Linked DNA regions of Homo sapiens: region 1 is linked to region 2. The links are chromatin loops, found by intact Hi-C in ENCODE. Cell type or tissue: endothelial cell of umbilical vein. All regions are shown on one strand. Links, peaks and the distances in the headings refer to the core of each region. The heading gives the core; the rest is flanking DNA. Region 1 overlaps MIR99AHG (mir-99a-let-7c cluster host gene). Region 2 overlaps MIR99AHG (mir-99a-let-7c cluster host gene).

What was found. Peaks named below come from ENCODE experiments on the same cell type or tissue, not always from the same donor. Only the 100,000 strongest peaks of a DNase experiment are listed, where the experiment ranks them.
Region 1: a loop joins it to region 2, with 2.1 times the contacts of the local background. A loop is called at or near these places in 13 of 110 quality-filtered maps.

The regions. Positions count from the first base shown.
Region 1 is chr21:16,598,967-16,607,317 of GRCh38, reverse strand. It overlaps MIR99AHG (mir-99a-let-7c cluster host gene), which reads right to left. Exons shown (of 10, transcript NR_136541.1): 7 at 231-324. Among named protein-coding and RNA genes, the nearest start is that of MIR125B2, 13 kb to the right of the region's middle. In endothelial cell of umbilical vein, for the core only: no CTCF peak of the experiment used is centred there; no DNase peak of the experiment used is centred there.
Region 2 is chr21:16,450,409-16,458,759 of GRCh38, reverse strand. The region is part of intron 5 of MIR99AHG (mir-99a-let-7c cluster host gene); the gene reads right to left. Among named protein-coding and RNA genes, the nearest start is that of MIR99A, 85 kb to the left of the region's middle. In endothelial cell of umbilical vein, for the core only: no CTCF peak of the experiment used is centred there; a DNase peak (open chromatin) is centred at 4,259.

The sequences.
Region 1 (8,351 bases), core at 262-8,261, 150 kb before region 2:
TTTATAATTGAATGCTAACTTAGTTCTTATTACATGGAACAGAGATTGGGGAAGAATTTATACATTCATTCAACAAACACTTACTGATCTTTAATATGAAAACAACAGCTGCTATGTGCTTGAGATTAGAAGTTAAAAGAAGGTCTGTTCAGTGGAAAATAATGCACAGCAATCAGTTCCTCACATATTAGCTCCCCTTTTTATTTTTTAAAAACTCTTCCCATTCTGACCTCAGCCTCCTCCATTAAGTTTTCTGCATCCGTGCGACAAGTCTGGGGCCATGGCTGCTCCTTGAGGCTGCTGCCTTTGAGGTGCTCTTGTCATCTAGAGTTTGAGAATGAAAGGCACGGATTAAAATAGAGTACAGTCTATGCGGGACATATGCCTGTGCACATGCGCACACGCACACACACACATACACACACACATCATAAGTCCAATATGCAATTGTTGAATCTTCTAATCTTCCCTTTCACAAATTTTACCTGTCACTATTAACATGGTTAGGTGATCCTTCGGCCAATTAGGGTATGGAATTCCTTTAACTCATGTTTTAATTCTGGTAAACTCAACTCTCCCTATTCCTTTCTTACCTTTTCATGTTAAGCTTCTAGGTGACATACACTAAAAATTTTAAACAGATTTCCTTGAAGGTCTTTCCCATTGTTTGACATACAAAGGTACATCTTCTCTTAGCAATTCCACAGCTCTCTGTGTTGCCATGGATATTGTGAATTCAATATCTGTTCCCAAAGTTATGTTTCTTTCTTTGTCTTAAACAAAGGGCAGCTATTTAACTGATTGAAATCTTCCAAATACAACATGCAAAAGAAGTAGCTGGTTTTCCAAGCCAGCAAGATTTAAGCCCTGAGTGAGCATTTTGGCATTTAGTAGAGTGGTAGCGGTGTTTCCTGTCATATGGGTCTGCCTGTGACTCCAATGGAACCTTTTAATGTCAGCTATAATTCAGGGTATATAAGAGCAGAGAGAGGAGTGTCAATGAACTGGCAGACAGTTCTCAAAGCTGAGAATAAAAGTACCCACCTAATATTTCTGAGAACAGAGGTTTTGAAATTGAAATTCTGTGGATTCCTAATTATAACAGAAGAAATTTCAGTGTGACTTAAAAATTATTAGAGACTCAAGGAAATAATATGACTACAAAAAGTTTCATGTAGTATATATAAAATACATAACTATATATCACATTGTTATATTTTTTATTTTGAAAATGCTCTATGTGTACAACCTTCACTATATTTTCTTTAGTGTTATGCTAAAGATAAAAAATAAAATGAGGACTTGGTAATCCTCCTCAAGGTATGGGTGACATACACTGGACTTCCTCTACCACACAAGCGGTGCTTAGGAGTGTGCCAGAGGAGCTTGGAAGGGTTAAAGTTTTGTCTGTGACACTGAAATTGAGGCCAGCTGTAGGTCATATTCACGTCCCAGTCACAGGAAAATGAACCTGTGAGACAGAACCTAATTATCTGCTAAACCAAAAGCCAGTCTCAGTTCAATAACTTACGACAGAGCTAGCAGCCAGATATAGTGTTACCATGGCAACTTTGGAACAAGCTCCACTGCAGTTGAGAATAAGGAGGAAGGGAAAGAGAGTGTAACCCTAAATGTGCTGTAGCCGTTTGATCTCCGACAAGTGGGTCCATCTAGGAAACCAGGTTATTCTGTATGTGACTGCCATTGTCTATTCACTTTCATATCTGCTACAATTATTGAAAAGGAAAATGCAAATACAATGTCTTCCCGGCTTAAAAACGATTCCACTCTTTAACGGCTAAATGGGAATTAATTTTAAAGAAAAAAGTATAAGCTTCCTCTTTCTCCTCCTTCATGCCATCCCTAAATACACATAAAGCAGGACACAAAGGGTGAGAAATCTTGAATACCTCATCATTGTCATGAATGAGGTTTGTGTCCATGAAATTCACTGTCAACCCTATTTTCCTCTGCCTTGCAAATGCCAAGATATTTTAAGGAAAAACTTTCAAGAATTGAAGGAATACCATTTGCTTTTCTAAGGGGTAGGAGTAGAACTGGAGAGTAGAAAAGAGAAATTTTTTTTTCTGCGGATTCTGCCTAAACTTTCAAGTGAAATAATTTCCTTGGGATATTGAGATAAGAAGAATCAAACATTAGAGAAAGGAAAAAGCCCTGTCAGGTTGGTCATCTTTCTTCTTGCCAGTTCACCTTCATAGTTCCTTCTGGAATATCACTGGAATTTCAATTTAGGAGATGATATGGCTTTATGCACATAAAAACTTCAGAAACCAGTTACCATGAATACTGTGACAACAGCATCTCACTAAAAATATTAGCAGGTAAGAAACAAGAGCTTATCGTACAGCCATATGCACTTTGAGGAAGAATTCAGAAATACATTCCTCTATCTCTTTTTCATTCCCAATGGAGGCAAATCATGCTAAAGCTTGTCAGTTACAATTGTTGGATTTCAACATATTTGACAATTTTGGTATATCATTAATGATGTAATAAGACACATGTAGCACATAATGTTATCACTTGGGGTTGCTATCCAGCTGTAATACCAAATTTGAATCACATAGATATCTATGTATAAACATATAGATATAGCAGTGTGTTTCTTTATGTATAACTCATAAAATCATTGGGTTTGGAATAAGGAGAGAAAGGAATACAGAGATGAATAATATCCTTTTCATATGCATGAATAACTTTGCAGTAATGCAAATGAGAAAACACAAAATGGAAAGTAGTTTTCTTCTAGCAGAAATATGACTAAGAACATAGCCTGAAATTTGCCAATAAATTAGACTCACTTATGATATCTGTGGATTTTCTTTAAGATGTCACATCTTTTAAAAACACTTTACCCTACCCTATTATATTATATATTCAGTATATAATTATGTAAATATGGAAATCCACAACTTCAAATTCCTTTAAACTGCCACGATGCAAGAAAGGGAGCTTTAGGATTGTACGACAGAAGGTGTGTTGAGATGTGGGGGCAGAAAAGCAATACAAAGGGCAAAATCAAATTTCTGATTAATTTCCAGGTAGAAGTAACCTAACCTCTGCTTATGACCCTAACTTAATTTATTTTCAAGTAAATGAAGCCAGAAAGTATACCCCTTTCTAAGATAGATGTTTCTGAGATCAGATCATTAAAAGGCTCGCAAAGATGCCAACTAAAACAATGAAGTTCAATACATTCTTTGGATCCTGTTACTCCTAATATTAGTTTTTCTCTTAATCTTTTCACTTACATAAATTAGTTAGGAAAGTAAATGAAGCAATTTTATCAGAAGAACATCTGAAAGAGCTATTGATTTAAATGCTTTTACATTTTAGCCTTATCACACATGATTACCTTGCAGATATGAGTTTAGTAATGATGCAAAGCACCAAATTTCACTGGATTCTCTGTTCCACTTGAATTCTTGGGAAAGATACTAGAAGCACTAACAAATAAATCATTCTTTTTTTTCTCTTGGTGTGTTTAGTCAATGATTTTGAAAAGATGTGCCACGACAGTCTTTCTGAACTGTTTCTTCACACATTTTCTTTAGCACCATCATCAATATTTCTTACAGGCTTGTGGGTAGGTGTGTCTCTGTGTGTTTGTGCTTTGTGTTCTGTTGTTGTAGTGTGTTTGTTTTTAAAAGTCTCGCTGTCACCCAAGCTGGAGTGCAGTGGTGCGATCTTGGCTCACTGCAACCTCTGCCTCCCAGGTTCAAGCAATTCTCCTGCCTCAGCCTCCCAAGTAGCTGGGAGTCATGCGCCACCACGCCTGGCTAATTTTTGTATTTTTAGTAGAGATGGAGTTTCGCCATGTTGGCCAGGCTGGTCTCAAACTCCTGACCTCAGGTGATCCACCTGCCTCAGCCTCCCAAAGTGCGAGGATTACAGGCATAAGTTACTGCGCCTGGCCTGCTTTGTTTATTTCTAATTATAATCTTAAAATACTAAGTGCGATCTGTGTGAAGCATATGCTCCAACCCGCATAAAGGCCTTGATATGTTCAATTAACATTAAAAAAATGTAATACAATAAATTGTAGCTGAAATTAATTTTACAACTTAAAATAATTTGCTTTCCATATGGAAGGTATTTAATGTATTTGTTGACTAAGTGAATAAATGAGCCTATCTGCTAAGGATCAAGTACTTGATTATCTGCATAAAGACAGAAGAAAAAGTAAAGTCTGAATGAAACTTAGGAAAAACAAAAAAGACTATGTCCTATGCTACCCCTGGATAAGCTCCATGAAAAAAAGATTCCAGTTTTCAAGGAATCTTGAAAAGGAAAAGAAAATCTAGAACAATAGTTATTACTATTGTATCTACAATATTAAAATGGACTAGAATATTCTAGAATGTATGAGAATTTAGTGTATAATAAAGGTGGAATTACACATCTCTGATTTTCACTCCCTCCCCTAGAGGTTGTAAAACTAGCAGTGAAATAGGGAATATTTGCCTATATTCAATTTTCTCTTTTCTCTCTAGGACACTAACGACCACTAGTGTAAAACTAGGAGTGAAATAAGGAATATTTGCCTATATTCAATTTTTTCTTCTCTCTCTAGGACACTAGTCTCTTCACTGACCCCAGTCTAGAAAGTATCATGGTGTTCTATATGATGGATGACTACCTTCAGATCATATCCTAAAGTCTTCTCTATTTGATAGTTAACTATGATAAGTTCTATGATCCAGGTCTCTAGGATTAGGCTAATATTTCTGGCCATGAACTTTAGAAATTAAAAGTAAAACCATTTTTTTTTCTTGTGAGTCTATCTCTTCCAAACCAGACCAATTTGTTTAGAGCTCATTACACTTGCTATAAGTTTAAAAAATAATCTACCAGTCACTTCAAATCTTCTGTTTATTCTATTCTTGATTGCATCTTCCTTCCCATGAAAGAAAGAAATGTTATAGATCAAATGAGCGGAGAACAATAGAGCAACAGCATAATGTTAGGAGGTAATTATTTTGGTTTAAGTTTTCCAGATATCATTCAACTATACAGTCAATCACTTGACTCTGTTAATTCTACCTTCTAAATTTTCTCTGATCCCTCTTTGCCTTGCTAATCCCACTGCCATCACCTTCATTCAGGCCATTATCATCTGTTCCAATGAATATACCCAGGGAATCACTACATATAATTATATGTATGTGTATTTATCAACATAGTAGTGTTTATATTAGTTAAAAATAAGGTGAAAGTAAATTCAATGTACACCTGTGAGCTGACTGGTTAAATAAATTATATTAGTGTATCATAAAACAATAACATAATAAGCATATGATAAAATAATATGTGGCAAAGTATTCAGTATATAACAATTGAAAAACAAGTTACAAAAGATTATAAAAATATTGAGTGCATGTATGTGATGGTGGAGAGAGATAGAGCACATGAGTTTACATTGTATGATAATAGGAGATATTCTCTGGCTGATGAGACTAATAGTTGTTTTTGTTTTTCTATTTAGTCTGGAATTTTTCATTTTATAATTTTATAAAATGAAGATTTGCTATCATCGATCTCTAAGAGTTTGTTACTTTTTCTTTTGTCCTTCCCCAGACTTTATTTTGTAAAAAACCTAGTTATCTTTAGATAATGTGAAAATATCTTAAATTGTTTTAAAATGGTTCAAGACTAGTAGGCTTAGTAACATTGGAATAGGTTTAACTGCATTTGCAACCAGTAATATTATCTTTCCAGTTGAACATGGAAGTGTTCTAATCTTTTCAGGATATGAATCACCTGTATAAGACAGGTGTTAAAATGTGTCATAAGATATGTTATAAAGAAATCTGTACATCTTTCTAAGCAAAATATATTATTTAAGGAGAAGGTTGAGATAAATGTCCTCATATTATGGTTGGGTTCATTTATTATCAGATGCTTCAAAATTGTTGATGTTCACTATGACAGGTTGATAGTTTTTCTTCAATATCTACTGCTTTTTTTCTTCTGATTTTTAGCTGGGTAAATAACTACCTAGAATTAAGTCTGCATTTTCATGCACCCCTCCGCTCCAAAACTTTGTGTAACTTGTGATTAAGTTCTAAGGACATAGTAGATTCTGTTTATAAAAATCCAAATTGTTTCCTTAAAAGGGAGTGCAGTGCCTTTATTTTTCTCCTTGCATTTCTACTAGAGCAACAAGATGGAAGCAACCTGATCCCTAACTTCAAAAGTGTTCAACTATGTTTCTAGAAGAATGATTTCTGAAGCTATGTAGTCATCTCTAAATTTTTCACTACTGCTTCAACAACTTCCTGTGGTGCCACATTCACACCATGCCTAATATCAAAGTTCTATTAACTGAAATACAAGTGTAAGAGGAAGTTAATGCTAATTCACAAAAGGAATATGATGATTCTAATTCTTTTAGTATCAACAGGTAGAAAAACTTTATGAAATCTTCTCTGCCTTTCTTTCTTGCCACAAATTTCATCCCTATGCAATCTACTCTGTCATTAAATACTTCCAATTGTAGATTCATGAACTTTCTCCCATTTACTTCATACTAACTGGCCCTAGTAGTTCTTAATTTTGGGTGATTTTAGTCTTTGAAAATATTATATACATGGTTAGATCACCTTTTCCAGAAAAAAAATAGACATACACTCAAAATATTACATGCACTCTCATAGGAATATAAAACCCCAAAAGTCTAGGGGCATGTGAAATTCATGTTAGGAAACCCTGGTTTATATCTCCATTTTTGTTCTTCCTACACATTGCAATAGTCTTTATTTCTATCTAATAATCCCTTATATTTTCTCATTTCAGCATTCTCTATCCAACTCTTTCTCAATTTGTGTGTTAGCCAGTCATCTAGGAGCTTTTACAAAACACACCTGCACATTCTCTACCCCAGACCTAGTGAGTCAGAATTTAAGGGGTAGGAAAAATGGTGTGTCTACATAAAGCTTGCTCAGTAATTCTGACAGGTCCTCTGGATTGGAGTATTAAGCCATATTGACTGGAAACAGATTAATCTTGCACTTTACATCCTTGCGTCTGTCCCCAAATATTTAAAAGGTCCTCAGTGCCTACTCCATTGTAAAATTGCACAATCCCCAGGACAACCTCCCTGAACTCTGTAGCTACTCCATCAACTGATTTCAGCTTACTTTTTATTAGGCACTCAATTACTAACTTTCCAACAATGCACCTAACTTTGCAACAACATTCATTGCCAAACATAGCCCAGCTTTCCTGTTCCTGCACATTTGTATATACTGTATAGTCTCCCAGAAACCCAAGCCCTTCCATCACTTTCTCTAGAAATCCTTCCTATCTAGGGACCAGCTAAATGCAGCCTCCACCAAGGAATTGTCCTTGATTTTCAATGACTAAAATAAATGACTTTTCAGGCCCAGCGCGGTGGCTCACGCCTGTAAACCCAGCACTTTGGGAGGCCGAGGCAGGCGGATCATGAGGTCAGGAGATCGAGACCATCCTGGCTAACACGGTGAAACCCCATCTCTACTAAAAATACAAAAAATTAGCCAGGTGTGGTGGTGGGAGCCTGTAGTCCCAGCTACTCTGGAGGCTGAAGCAGGAGACTCGCTTGAACTCAGGAGGCAGAGGTTGAAGGGAGCCAAGATCGTGCCACTGCACTCTAGCCTGGGTGACAGAGCGACTCCATCAAAAAAACAAACAACCAAAAAAAAAAACAACAACAAAAAATGCCTTTTCTAGAATCCCAAAACATCAGAACGTTGTGTTTACATCTCCTTTGTGGATAGATCACTTTCTGACTTGATAACTTTTTTGTTTTTTAAACAAATTCTCATAAGAACGTATTTTGTAAAGAAAGAATTCTAATTTTATTTTGTATTTCCCACCTACGTAGCATAGGATCGTGTTCTTTTTTCTTTTTCTTTTTCTTTTTCTTTTTTTTTTTTTTTGATGGAGTTTTGCTCTTGTTGCCCAGGCTGGAGTGCAATGGCGCAATCTCGGCTCACCACACCCTCTGCCTCCTGGGTTCAAGCGATTCTCCTGCCTCAGCCTCCCGAGTAGCTGGGATTACAGGCATGTGCCACCATGCCTGGCTAATTTTGTATTTTTAGTAGAGATGGGGTTTTTCCATGTTGGTCGGGCTGGTCTCGAACTCATGACCTCAGTAGGATCATGTTCTGTATAGATTATGAATGAATGAGTAGATGGATAGAAGGATGAATAAAAAGATTTAAGGGTTGGGAATCCTGTTTGTAACTGTGTGTAATTTCACTCGTTCATAGGGCTTTACAAAATAATGAATTTAACAATCAAAGTTTATCTGTTTAAAATTATGATTTGAGACAAAGTTGAGGACTAAC
Region 2 (8,351 bases), core at 135-8,134:
TGCTTTGAAGTCAGGAAAAAAATAAGCATTATTGTATTAATCTTTTACGTTCTTATGGTTCCTCAAATTGTCTATATATGTGCAAGCATGTACACACATACACATTATATTGATTTGATATATATATGTCTCAAATACATATATATTTGAATGTATATATGTATATGTATTTGATATACTTGAACATATATGTATATGTATATATACATTCAAGTGTATACACACATACACACACACGCACATTCATTTCATAAACATTGCCAAAATCTTACTTTGACTTCTGCATGGGTTACAGGATAGAAAAGTGGAATTTGTGAATCTACTCAAGAGCATTTGAACATCACAAAAATTTGCCATTATATTGATGAATTAATATATAATATTTCAGTCTCCACATCCCCTCCAAAGGTTGAAATATACAGATATCATGAGAGAGCACATAATCCCCAAATCTTGTCTTTATCACTTGCTTAGTACATGTATACTTTCTTATTATGTATTGACTAAATTATTATAAGAATCAGTTTGCACTCAAACACTAAGAAGCAAACTAGAGATAAATACACGGCCAAAAAAAAAGCCTTCTTGAAATGAAGTTGAGAGCTTATATAAGCCAGTCAAATGCAAATATCTTGTTTGTATATAGAGATATGAATATGTAAATACATAGGTATACTTTTTGTTTTAAAAGAATATGTAAATACATAGGTATACTTTTTGTTTTAAGACGAATTACATATATACAGGTTATATAATTACTACACATTGAATTCACTACTACTAACATTTTTATATTCCGAAAAAAAATGAAAATGAAAGTATTGCAAAATGGACCTCCTAAGAGGAGTCTTCAGTGGTTTTTAGGTTCAAGTCCTCACTTTAGAAACAAAGAAACCGAGGTCCAGAGAGTTTAACTGACTTTCATTTGAAACCTGAAATATAAGTCTATTTTTGCATTCCATTTCTAATAACTAAGAAGTCCGTCTGGCGATTCTTTAAATAGTAGTGTTATTTACGGCATCCACTTCATTCAAAGTGGTGTCCTTCATCTGCCTGGCAACTCATTTTCCAGAGTCATAAGGTTTCACCAATGCTAACCCCTGTCTGCAGTTTTTCCTCTGTTCCTGTGCCCATTCTTCAAAGGCTTGCTCAAATGCTACTCCTTCTTAATGATGTCTTCTTTGGTCCTCCCTGCTGGAAGCGATCTTTACCTCTTCTGATCCACTAGAGCAATTATCACATTCTGCCTTGTAATTCTACATGGCTTAGTAGAAGTGAATGGATGAGCTCTGAAGTTAAGCAGACAGGAGTTCAAATTTTGGTTTTGCTGCACACATGCAAATAAAATTTGGACATGTCTGTCAGCTTCTCTGAGCCACAGTTAAGTATAATTATAATTATCTTGCCTATATTTGTTTTTATCCTTGCTTTAACATGGTAACAAAACATATTAACTGGATAGATAAGTTTTAAATAAATGTCATACATTTAAAAAATATTTACTATCTTCAACGTACTGAACACTGAACTAGACTTTCCTAACACTTGAAAGTCACGTGGTCATTTTGTAACTGTATTTCCTATATCCCCAATCAGAACATTCACATCTTAAAAACAGGGACTACAGATATTATCATATAGTATGTATCACATAGCATCATGGTGCTATGGTGTGTATTTACAAAGTAGTGAAAACCTAAATGAATGAAAAATTATATTTATTATTATTGTTATTGGAAGATGGGTTGGCAAGTTGTCAGATAAAGCACTGTAAATTGTTTAATAGCTCATGCTACACAAGAATAAACTATTTTTATTACCAATGTTTATCTAAAAATGAGAAATAGACTTGTTCTCAAGATGTAATGAATGTATATCTTTTCACCAAGAAATATACATTTGATTCACTAATATATTGCATATGAAATTTTATTAAGTGACGTTAAGCTTTATTAAAGTTTCTACATGAATTGTCACAATATAAATACATCTGAGTTCTCTGCAAAAAATTGCTCAAAGAGAGAAATATGATTTCTACTGTTAAATATATCTATGATTTATTCTTCTCATATCATCAATCATAATTCCTTCAATACCCAAAGCCATCTAGTAACTATAGATAAATTACAAATGTCTGACACAGCTTGGCATAATGCTTTGCATACTTAAATGCTTCAACGCTCAAACCCTACAATTGTAAAGCAGTACAGTCAACATAAGCAGATTCATCTTTATGATGGGTTTTATTTTCTAAAAGGGTTAAATCTCAAAGAAGCCTTTGTTTTGTGACAAGTGTGATGTGAGGACCCTCAAAACTCTGATCTATCATTGCTCCTGTTTTTCCAGTTTCTTTCCTGGCATCATTTTTTAAGTACTTGCGATCCACGTTGGATTAACAAAAAAAAGACATTTGAGGTCGAGAGCTGTGGAGGTTGAGGGTGGGAGGGAGAAGGCTATTTTGAATCTTGTGACAGTGAGGTTTCGTTCACTAAGGAGCTCTCTGTGGGTTTCTGGCATTGTAAGTGTTTTGTCTGCTTGCAAGCGAGCAGCTGATGGATGGGGAAAATGTTCATTGATTTGTAGTGCCTGCACTGCAGCCAACCAGCACTAGAATGAGGAGGCACCATCATGAATCTCTCAACTATGCATATTTATATGCAGCTGCTGTACTTCTAAACCTCTAGTGAATACAAAGTACTTGTGTGGCCACCAGTTCACACAATGCCTTCCTGCCGCATGCTCTGATTTAACTACTGTATGAAAGAATAGACTTGGGGGGCTCGGTGGGTTATAGAAAGGAGAGGTAAGCACGGAGAGAGAAAAGACCTTTGCACAATTCCTTTTTCTTGGATAGTCAAGAGAATGAAATGAATGTGGGAACAAGTAGGGAACATTCTAATAAATGCTTTCCGTGCTTGAATTTCAAGTTCTGAAATTGATTAATGGAAACTAAATCCTTTTAAAGATGGTGTTTTCAGTGAGCAAGGCTTTGGGACTACATGATAATGATGTGGTTAAAATATGCTGGCACCACTGAAATCATCCCAGCACTGAGCAGTGTGCATGAGAAACTTCCTCCCCTGGGTAAACCACATCTTCAGTATAGAGAAATAGATGAGATGCTATACTTGGGTGAAGGGAGAAATAAAGAATCTTTAATAGCGTTGGGAAGAAAAATTAAGTAAAGTGCAGAATATGAGGTTGTTAAAAAAAAAGATGAAAGAGAACTCCATTTAGAATGGAAATGGGGCAGGAGGGGAAGTTTAGAAGCATAAAAGCTATAGGGCGAGGTTTGAGAGCTGGAAGCTAAGAAAAAATAAAGGGGTGCTGTGAGCAGGAAAATGAAATTAAAGGAATAAAAGAAACAAGGCAAAAGAATGATCAATGTGAGAATTCTTTCTTTCATATAACATAATCTTTACTTGAAATATAAAGACATATATTTAGAATTATAGATCCTAAATAGTTCTGTAAAAATGACTCAATTTTATTAGATTATAAAATTTAAAGCACAATAAATTTCTAAGGTTGGAGATTTTTAGATTTGATTAGTAGAGTTCCTTTTCCCAGCACTTAGAGAGAAAAAATTAAAGAGAGGAGAGGGGAATGGGGGGAAACTGAAAATAATATAGAGCTAATGCCTACTAGGAAATTATTCTCATTCATAAAGTCCTGAAGGCCAAATTCAGGCAAATGCTATGGACAATAATAGTCCCACAGGGCATCGTAGAGAAGCTCATTTTATTATAAGATTAGGCTCAGCTCCAAAATAAGCTATATCAAAGCAACATGAAATAAAAAGTCAAATTCAATACCTGGGTACAGTTTGATTTCATTATCAAAAAGAAGCTTTATGCCTTTCCATGTAGAGTTAAAACACTAATTCAGACCAAACTGCAGTTGCTCTTTTGACTAGAATATAAAATGGCCTTCATCCACATAATTCTCTCAGAGTCTTCTAGGCATATCTCCCAAAGGTGTAGGGATGATGGACTGAAACTTGAAAGTTATAATGCCAGAGCATAGTCAATGTTGGTATTATATTCTAGTCACTTAGCCATTGTTAAACATGTCCAGATTTTAGAAGCAATACATAAAACCTCAAAACTGATCAGGAGTTTCTTCTGGCACAGAAATTCTTACCTTTCAATAGAGTAATATTAGTCTCTGGGCTAGCAATGTACTCCACCCAGTGGTATGTCAGAGTAAAAGTGTCTTTTATAAAGGCTAACCCTGACCTAATTTCCTTCTATTTTTCAGCCCCAGAATTACAAAATGTTAGATAAACACATAAAGTGTAGCATGAATTTTCCTCTCCTAATGAAAAAATAGGAGTGATACATTCCCTTTTGTGAGAAGATCATGCCTTCCAATTTTTAATTAAAAATAAGTAAACGCTTTGGTACTGTGTTCATATATGAATTATAAATGAGTTAATCAACCTTCAAGTGTATACCCACACACACACATACACACACATATATACACACATGCATTGTTAAAAGTGAGCTTCTGAAGTCATATAAGAATGCACTGACTTACTATCATTTGAACTGAGAGCAGAGAAGTGCCATTTTCCTGAGAGTTTTTAATTATTTCCATAGAGATACCAAACCCCAGTGATTAAAAAAAAAAAAAAAAAAAAAAAAAAAAAACCAAAAAGAAAGAAAGGAAAACCAGAGCACCTATGACTTGAATGCATGGAGAATGGACTCCTCAGGTTTACAATAATACCTATGTAGAGGCTTAACAAGAATATCTTGTCCCAATTCTGTTGAAGTATCCAAAATCATTTCTTTATGCCCTTGCCCTAGATGGTAGAGCATACAGTAAATACAATGGAATTTTTCTTTTGTGATTTATCATTGTGATAATCAATGATCATTAGATGTCGAAGATACTGTGATTTGGGTAAACAATGTTCTGAGACTAGGTCTCCCCTGGGAAATTACATTGGAAAATTCTGGTTGTCATTTGCTTCTTATAAAGAATGAGCCAAAATAAAAACTGAATTACGATTTGGTTTTCTAATGCAATTTGGAATTTTTCCCTATTAAACATGAAAGCACATAAAAGGCGATGTTTCCATTTAATAGTATAGGAAAATGCAGAAAACAAATGCTTCAGGCTATATGGCTAGCGTTTGAAGAAACAATGAGATAATGTCAATGAGATAAAAACTATATGGTGGGTAACAAGCCTGGACTAGGTGACAAGACAACTTACTATTCTTATTCTAGATCTGTCATTAAACAATTACTTGACCTTAGGCAAGTCACGAAACTTCTGAACCAAAATTTCATCACATATGAAAACATATACCCCTCAAACTAGGTTATTTCCATTGCCAAGGAGAAAGAGGTTTAATAACTTCTAACTTTGTTAACATAATGAACCTTTTGAGAATCTAAAAAAGCTGATGAAATCCATGAACACCTTGCCTATGAAAATGTTCACATCCATAGACAGAAAGTGATTTGCATACAATTTTAGGGTTCTGTGAATGCCTTGAAACCTATTTATAGACCATACACTTCATGTAAAAAAACTTGGATAATCAATTATATACTTGTATATCTCAACCAATATATGAAATCATTTATTTCTGTCCTCAAGTCTCAAGCAGAGTATATAGCAGAGTTGGTACTCAATACAGTTAGAGCATATACAATTTTTTTAGTTATTTTAAAGTCAAAGCTATGAGTTAGAGACTTTAACATCATCCTCTCAATAACTTGAGTTCAAATGAAAAATAGAAACTAGGAACCACATTAATATTGACTCAACTCAGTGGATATTTACACTTTCCCACAGTTCAATTAGACAAAAAGAGAACATTGGAGAAGGTACTCATACATATACAAATGTAGAGAAGGTGGCATCTTTACTCAATTTTATAGTCATCTCTTTAGCTTTTATGCGATGTATTTGCTGCGCAATTTTGTCATCGAAAATGTAATTATTCCATCATCACTTCATGGAATGCAAAAATTTTTTCTTATAAAACATTTTCAATGAAAGGCAACATAAAATGCTTACAGTCATTGTTCACTAAGTACTTCTGCCATGGTTTGCATATGACAGCATCTGTAATATCATGTTTTCCAATCTCATCATACCATTGTGACTCTCATCAAATACACAGTCCTGTTCATTATAGCAATGTAGAAAACGAGGTACAATCAAAGCCCATTACCAAGTTGCTCCCAATTACACTGGACTCAGTGATAGAGTCCAAAGATGTCCCTGTTTAGAGTAATTTTCTTACTATTATCCAGAAAGACCAAAGAATTGACTCTACCCTGCCATATTACAGCACAATTACATTGCATGATCAAAGCAGATTTTCAAAAACTTAGCTTAACAAAGAAAGGAAGTCATTATTAGAAATAAATTTAAATTATGTAGAAGTTTAACCTTGGATGTTACCTAATTTTTTGAAACTGGTTTCTGCATGTGAAAAATGTCTAAGATAATACTAGTTTTGGTTTTTCAATCCCATCATCATCAATCTAAAGTATACAGCAACATGCCTGGCCACAAGTAAATATGGAATACGTGGTAACTGATATATTACTATTCTCAAAATTATGATTACAATCACACAACTAATTATGATCATAGCAGGACTTAGGCACCCCCAAATTTTCTTTTCCCTCCACAGTAAAATAAAAAACCCTGAAACTCTCTCTAATAGACACTGCTTATTGTAAATCTAGAACATCAACTAACCAACCTAATGTTTCAAAAATAATTATACATGACCAAATTTAGTTCCAGTATTGCTTAAAATTGTATTTAGTGTGTTCCTGCCTACAATGTTTGTTTCTAAAAGAAACAATGTAACAGTCACTATCGCTTGCCCTTTGCACTAAGTACAGCTCAAAATAGTTTCTTAAATTAAAAGACTGCTGAAATGTGTATAATATATTATAACTACAGTATCTGGTGTCTTTGAACAAGGATCTGGTAACAACAACCTTGACTCAGATCTTTGTGAAAATCAGTTTACTAGTTGTAACTACTGAGCAAGGTACCAGGACATTTTTGACACATTCAAAACCCTGAAATGAATGCAGTTGTGTTGTATATGTCCTTATAAGGCATCTGTTGAATAGCAAAACACCTGTACTTTAATTGATATTTAAATATTTATAGAAATGTATGATTACTTCTTAAGTGAAAAATTTTTTGATCCTCCTTTAGTCTTATTTATAGTAAAGAATTATAACAAAATAATGGTCAGACATTTCATATCATTCCAAATTACAGAAAGAGCTTGTAATTCTTCCTTTCATTAACATTAATATCTGTTATGTATAACTTTGTTTGTTTTTTTTAATCTTCTAAATCAAAGTAGAAACTGACAAGATTTGCTTTACTTTCAGTGGATTAAGATACTTTCGTTGCATAGAGCAATTTTGCTGATAATTCTTCTATAGAGTTGCTTCTCTCTTCTCTGAAAGATACAGGAATATTAGCAGAGGATTTGGGAGATGGGAACATTACTAGGGGACATAAAATGACTTGGTGATAAACTCCAACTGTGTCCTACTCCAGAGCAATAGTAACGTGGTCATTTTCCAAATTAGTCTAATTTTCCTGACTTTTGCTTTGTCCCCAATAGCATAAGGTGAGGAGTTCTGAAAAAATTACAAAAGAGGCTCTACGTTTATAAACATTATGAAAGAAAATCAAGGGTCATATATCTATCTAAATTGAAGATTAGTTTTGTAGAGAAATCCTGGCCTGAAAAATTAAGACAGATTTGAACTTCTTTTTCAGACTCTAGTTATCTCAGAGATTCACACTGATAGCTTGAGGAAGAAGACCATTCTCTAACACTCTTCTGATTTCATCCCTGGAAAAATGAACACTGGTACTTTATGGCTCCCATACCAGCTACACCAAAATAAATCTGTAGAAATAAATGCCAATGTGCAATGTACAGATAGTATCAGTCTTAAAGGATATATAAATAACCTCTGAATTATTACACTGCATCTTCAATATTCCAGCTTCACAACAAAAGTACCAGCCCAATGTAATATAGACAGTGAAATTACCCATTCTTTTCCTTTGTGTTCTGTGGATAATTATAGATATGAGGTGCTTTCATTAGTCCATTTGTTCAGTTATTTGATGAGACCTCAGCCTAACAATTGTATAACCTAGGCTCAGTTGAAACAACAGCTTTAGCAAAACTAAAAACTCAAAGACTTTTCAGAATCTTGCTCTACCTTATATTAAGAAGTGAGATTAGTAGTTTGAAAGTCTTGGGAAACCTCCAAAACATTAGAGCAAGGCTTCTAACTAATATTTTTGATGCTTGAATGAGTTCAGTGGTTATA